Regions from separate parts of the Homo sapiens genome. Here region 1 is linked to region 2. A link is an interaction called in ENCODE POLR2A ChIA-PET data of the cell type or tissue named here. Cell type or tissue: PC-9. All regions are shown on one strand. Links, peaks and the distances in the headings refer to the core of each region. The heading gives the core; the rest is flanking DNA. Region 1 has its middle 210 kb from the start of PREX1. Region 2 has its middle 150 kb from the start of LINC01522.

Region 1 (2,914 bases), core at 111-2,610, 480 kb after region 2:
TGAGTGAATGGATGTGGGGATTTTGCCTCCAGAGGGCTTTTCCAGAGCTACCTGTATCAGCTGGGCACTGGTCACACTTCACCTTCCTTCTCTGGGTTGCACTCAAAGAGATAAACTGATCTTACTTTCCTGGTGAAAATCCTCTTCCGCTCATAAACTGATACCATTCTAGTGACCAACAGCTAGCCGACCATGAGTGTGGTGGGTTCCCGCTGTCAGATCTCAGGGCTGAATGCAAATCCAGCCTTGCCTCAATGGCCCTCTTGGTACCCTCATCCTCTCCAGGGAAGCAGCTCCTTCCCAGGCACCCTCTATAATCAGTGACAGCATAGATGATTGGTTGAGGCCTTAGCACGGGTAATACAGTCAACATCACTGGTGCCAACCTGAGAGTCCCTCCTCGCCTTCCAACCTGACTCAACCCCTGTGTGGTCCAAGCACTTGGGAGCCACGAGTTTCAGAACACAGGCTCTGCCCCAGCCCCCGGACATGAATCTTGATGGATCCAAGCCAGAGTTCTCAACTTTGTCAGACCCATGACCTCTTCCAAAGAAGAATTGTGCTTAATGTCTCTTTACTGCCCTGAAATGAAAGTCATAAATAATTAACCTATAACATCATACACCTACTTAAAAACTCATTACAATGCCCTAAGTGGACTATAAAAAGAAATAAAAGGACAATAATTTTTAATGAAATAATAACTTGTAATAAATTAAATCATATTTCAATAGGCAAATGAACAGACACAGACACAGGCACACACAGAGATATAACCAATAGTTAGATCCTAGCCAACTTCTACAGAAGAAGTTTGGATGGAAGAGAAGATCAGGAGTTGCGCTACAACAGAAGGGCAGAAAAATAAAGACACTTGAATATAAATATTATATTCGGTGTACGGTAAAATCTTACAAAAATATCTTGTTTTGATATTAAATTGATGTCGGTTCTAGGCTAAGATGATTAAATGGCTCTTCACACAAGAGCGACCAGAGGAGAAGTGAAATTCGTGTGGGAAACAGGACGGTCTGTCTTATGTGGACTGTCCTGCGCCTTGGAGGCATCCAGCATTCCCAGCCCCACCCAGCTGAATGCCAGCAATATTACCAGTCATTGAGCCAAGCCACCCCCACATTTCCATACAACCTCAGAGGCTGTACCTCTCTGGTGAAAAAGCACTGGCCAAACCATGATAATTCCACTTCCTCTGCCAGCACCAGGCCTAACAATGCGCTTGGGATGCAATTTTGGCCAAAGTTACAGGCAATCCAATCTGCTGGGGGCTTCTGGGAAAGGGTTCCAGTCTCTTATAAAGAGGCACTAGGAAGAGACGCGTTCTTTCTTTTGCTTTCACCTCTTGCACAAGGGTGGGACGCCTGGAGCTGTGGCGCAATCCTACGAGCTTCAGAGTGCAAGCCTGAGGGTCAGGCCAATGTGGAGAGCACAGTGGGAAGTTGAAAAGAATCAGGGTCCCTGGTGATCCCCACCTCTGTACCAGCCAAACCAGAAGTGCTAGGAAGTCCACTGGATTTCTTGATTCATGGAGACATAAGATATTGTCCCTATGATGTAAGAACAATAGGATACTTATTGTGGATTTCTCTGCTGCTTGAAGCCAAAAGCATCCCACCTGTGACAGGTAGAGTCTTTTTGCTTATTACCATAATCCCTTCTACTTGATAAGCAAAACCTTTGAAATGTGCAAAGCGCCAGACTAACCATCTTATCATTGGAACCTCACTCCCTGTGAGTTATGGATTATGATCCCCATGTACAGACAGGAGCACTGAGACCAGGGAGGAGGGGAAGTGATTTGCCCAGCGCCAGGCCCTGTGTTGCCCCAGGGCAGTGCTCCTCCTCTCCCCCACTGCACCCAGGAAGCCTTTGCTATTCTGTGATCTGATGCCTCTTTGGGACTCCATGCTCTAAATATCTACCCCACCCTCATCACCATTTCACATTCTCATTCTTGGGGTGGCGTCCCTGGATTGAAGAACTGTGACTCTCGGCATTTCCTACTAAAATATGCATATCTCATCTTAAAAGAACTAATACATATTCATTAGCACAAATAAATTCTTCATTAGTTCTCAGATATGGCAGGCTTTGAAAGAAATAAGACATGAGACGGGTGAGTTTTGAGCTGAGTTCATTCATCGTGCCAGGGTGAGCTTTCATTTACTCATTCACTCAATGAATATTTAGGAGGCACATCCTATGTGCTGGACACTGGGCTATGTCCTGGAGCCACAGCCTCCTACTCTCCATGGCTCCTGCCCTCATGGAGCTGGCCTTCTAGTGGGATGGCACAGTCAAAACCATAAGCAAGATAATCGCAGATTCGATAAACCCCAAGGAGGAACTTGTACAGCCTGATGGAATCAAATGTGACTCCACAGGGACTCCCTTAGTCAGGGCGGTCAGTGAGGGTCCCCTGGTGGAGGAGAAATGTGAGCTAAGACCCAGAGGATGAGGAAGCCAGCCATGACAAGATCTGGAGGGAGAGCATTTTAGGCCCAGCAAGTGCAAAGGCCCTGAGGTGGGCATGTGCTTGATGCCAAGTGAGCAGGGGAGGGAGGTGTGCAGTGAAGGTAGGGACCAGATCACATAGGATCTTGGATTTTATTTCAAGAGCAATGGGAAGTCATTGAAGATTGTAGATGACAGAGTGGCATCATCTCTCTTGCACTTTATAATGCTCGCTCTGGTGGCTGGAAGAATGGATCATGGAAGCAAGCACAGATCGAGGAGGCCCCATAGGAGGCTGTCTCAGTCCACCAGCTTGGATTAGGAGGTCATGGACAAGGTGTGAGCCATGGATGGAACTTGGAGGGCATGCTGTCCATGGGCTGGGGTCCAGGATACAAGGTACAAGCTGCACTGCACAGGACTGTCTTGTGGGTGTAGGCAT
Region 2 (2,914 bases), core at 237-2,736:
ACATATGTACCACAGCATGGCCCTTGTGGCCTCTGGCTTCTGGGTGTGGCTGCTGGGGGCTTTGCAGGCGGCTGCGGGAGGGCAGGGAGTTGACATCACAGACTGTGCCTGTGGGGTAAACATGGCCTGGCTATGTCCCTTGACTAGAGACCCCAGCTGCCTCCCAGGCCACGTTCTCCACTTGACTCTCCTCTCCCAGCCTATATCACCTACCCCTTCCGGGGATCCTTTGGACCCAAGCGAGCAACAGCCCCTACCTCTCCAATTCCTGGTCCCAGGCGCTTGCACTCTCCCTCCTGCTGAGCCCCTTACCACTCGCTAAGCAATCCCCATGGGCACATGCCCTCCACTTCCAGCTGGAGTCCTGGCACAAAGGGGAGTTCGATACCGACTGAGACTGAGTGTCCACCACAGAGGCAAATGGGGACCTAAAATGAAAATTCAGTTGAGTTACAGAAAAACTGAGGAGCGGTGTTTCTAACCGGCCTGGGCTTTTGGGTTGGATTCACGCCCACTGCAGCAGTGTGGACATTGTAGACGCTCTGAAGACCAGCATCCATTCCTTTACTTGGAGCACATCTAGTGGGCAACCTGACAGCGCCTTGTCATCTCCTGGGAAGCTTTAAAAATGCTGATGCCTGGGCCCCACTGCAGAGAGTGTGGGGTGCAGCCTGGATGTGGGATCAGGGGCCCCCAAGTGGTGCTAAGGAGCATCCAGGGCTGAGCCCACCAAGCCAAACGCTGGGGCTCTAGAGGCAAACACAGCCTGTCCTGTGCTTAAGGACCCCACATTCTGAGAAGGGAGGCCAAGAAGTTACTCACTGAAACATAATGTTACCAGAAAGGGGTCCCAATGCCCCAGGAGAGGGTCCGTGGACCTCATGCAAGAAAGAATTTGGGGCCAGTCCATAGAATAAAGCAAAAGCAAGTTTATTAAGAAAGTAAAGAAATAAAAGAAGGGCTACTCCATAGGCAGAGCTGTGACATGGGCTGCTGGGCTGAGTATACTCATAGTTATTTCTTGATCATCTGTTAAACAAGGCGGTGGGTTATTCATGAGTTTTCTGGGAAAGGGGTGGAGATTTCCTGGAACTGAGGGTTCCTCCCCTTTTTAGACTATATAGGGTAACTTCTGGACATTGCCATGGCATTTGTAAGCTGTCATGGTGCTGGTAGGAGTGTCTTTTAGCATGCTAATGCATTATAATTAGCGTATAATGAGCAATGAGGACAACCAGAGGTCACTTCCATCCCCATCTTGGATTTGGCAGGTTTGGGCTGGCTTCTTTACCACATCCTGTTTTATCAGTGCAATCTCTGTGACCTATGTCTTGTGCCAACCTTCTATCTTATCCTGTAACTAAGAATGCATACACTCCTAGGAATGCAGCCCAGTAGGTCTCAGCCTTATTTTACCCAGCCCCTATTCAAGATGGAGTTGCTCTGGTTCAAGTGCCTCTGACAATCATGGGGCAGGTGTCCAAGTGGAAGGGCGCTCTGGGGGCTCTGAGAGCCCTGAGAGGCGCTGGCCCTGTGACATGGAGAATGGGTTGGGCAACACTTCTTGGAAGTAACAGCGTCAAGCCCTGTAAGCCAGGTGAAAGAGGGAATGGAGAAAGGCACTTCAGTTAAAGGGGGCAGGAAAGGCAGAGTTCCCCAGGGGTGGGTGAGAACTTTCTGGAGTGTCCGTAGACTCTGCTTAAAATCCTGCTGGGTCTTCCCAGAGTACTTAGAAGAAAAAAAAATTCCCAGCCACAGACAGCCATGGCGTGGCCATTGCCCACCTCCAGACCTCCTCCCCAGCCACAGAGCTCCACCATGCACAGCTTGTGTGTGTTAAACACATCCAAGCCTCAGGGCCTTTGCACCTGCTATTCTCTCTGCCTAGAGTGCAGTCCCTTCCTGCACCCCCACCTTACTCCAGTTAATTTTCAACATTCAGACTGATCTCGGTGTCTTCCCTCACTGAGGGACATCACCCCACCACCTCACCACTAAACTCCTCCCCAATCTGTTTTTTTTAAGTTTTGAGACAAAATCTCACTCTGTCACCCAGGCTGGAGAGCAGTGGTGCAATCTTGGCTCACTGTAACCTACGCCTCCCAGGTTTAAGCAATTCTAATGCCTCAGCCTCCTGAGTAGCTGGGACTACAGGTGCACCCCATCATGGCTGGCTAATTTTCCTCCCCAATCTGAAAGTGCCTGCCCACCACCCCCACCCTGTTACCGTTGGCCACATCTCCTTGGTTATGTCCTTCAGAGCATGAATGTCTCATAATGCAAATTTACGCTTCTCAAAACAAAAGAGCATCCAGGGAGCATCTCCCTAATCCAAAGGGATGCTTTGTGAAGGTGAGTTTTGAACTGTGTGGCCTTGTCAGGGGCATTCTGAGGGCCTGAGAGGTCTTCTGCAGCACCCCCTGAGGGTCTCTGGTCATTGTGAGGCTGCTCTTTACTGGACAGCAGATCGTATGATATGACAAAGAGGAATTTTGTTTTTTTAACAATGTGCAGTGACAGGTTTATCTAGTGAGTAAAATAAAGGCCATGTTTTGCACTTGACTTTGTCATTGTTCCAATTCATGGTTGTTTGGCTGCCAGTGAAAGAAATCTAAACAATGGCTAAGACAATGAGAGTTTCACTTGTCTTACAAAAGGGAAATCTGCAGTCAGCATCCAGAGGTGGTATGTAGGCTCCATGTTGCCAAGAGGAAGATGGGTGCCTGCTCTTGTTCTACTCAGCCTCGTTATGGGCATGTTCCTCATGAGCATAGGTGGCTGCTGGTGCACATGCAGCTGACTCTGGCCCCTTCACTTGGCAACACTCACTTACGTCTCCTTGGTCACCTGCTTTGACTTCAAAGATGGCAAGGCTTTTTACAAGCATGCTACTGAAACCACCTTTGCAAAAATT

What was found. ChIA-PET counts read pairs that join two places held together with the same protein. Peaks named below come from ENCODE experiments on the same cell type or tissue, not always from the same donor. Only the 100,000 strongest peaks of a DNase experiment are listed, where the experiment ranks them.
Region 1: POLR2A ChIA-PET joins it to region 2 with 6 read pairs; 1 of 35 experiments calls an interaction of 5 or more read pairs at or near these places.

The regions. Positions count from the first base shown.
Region 1 is chr20:48,613,696-48,616,609 of GRCh38, forward strand. No RefSeq gene overlaps it. Among named protein-coding and RNA genes, the nearest start is that of PREX1, 210 kb to the right of the region's middle. In PC-9, for the core only: no CTCF peak of the experiment used is centred there; a DNase peak (open chromatin) is centred at 1,066.
Region 2 is chr20:48,138,309-48,141,222 of GRCh38, forward strand. No RefSeq gene overlaps it. Among named protein-coding and RNA genes, the nearest start is that of LINC01522, 150 kb to the left of the region's middle. In PC-9, for the core only: no CTCF peak of the experiment used is centred there; a DNase peak (open chromatin) is centred at 1,313; H3K27ac peaks cover 757 bases.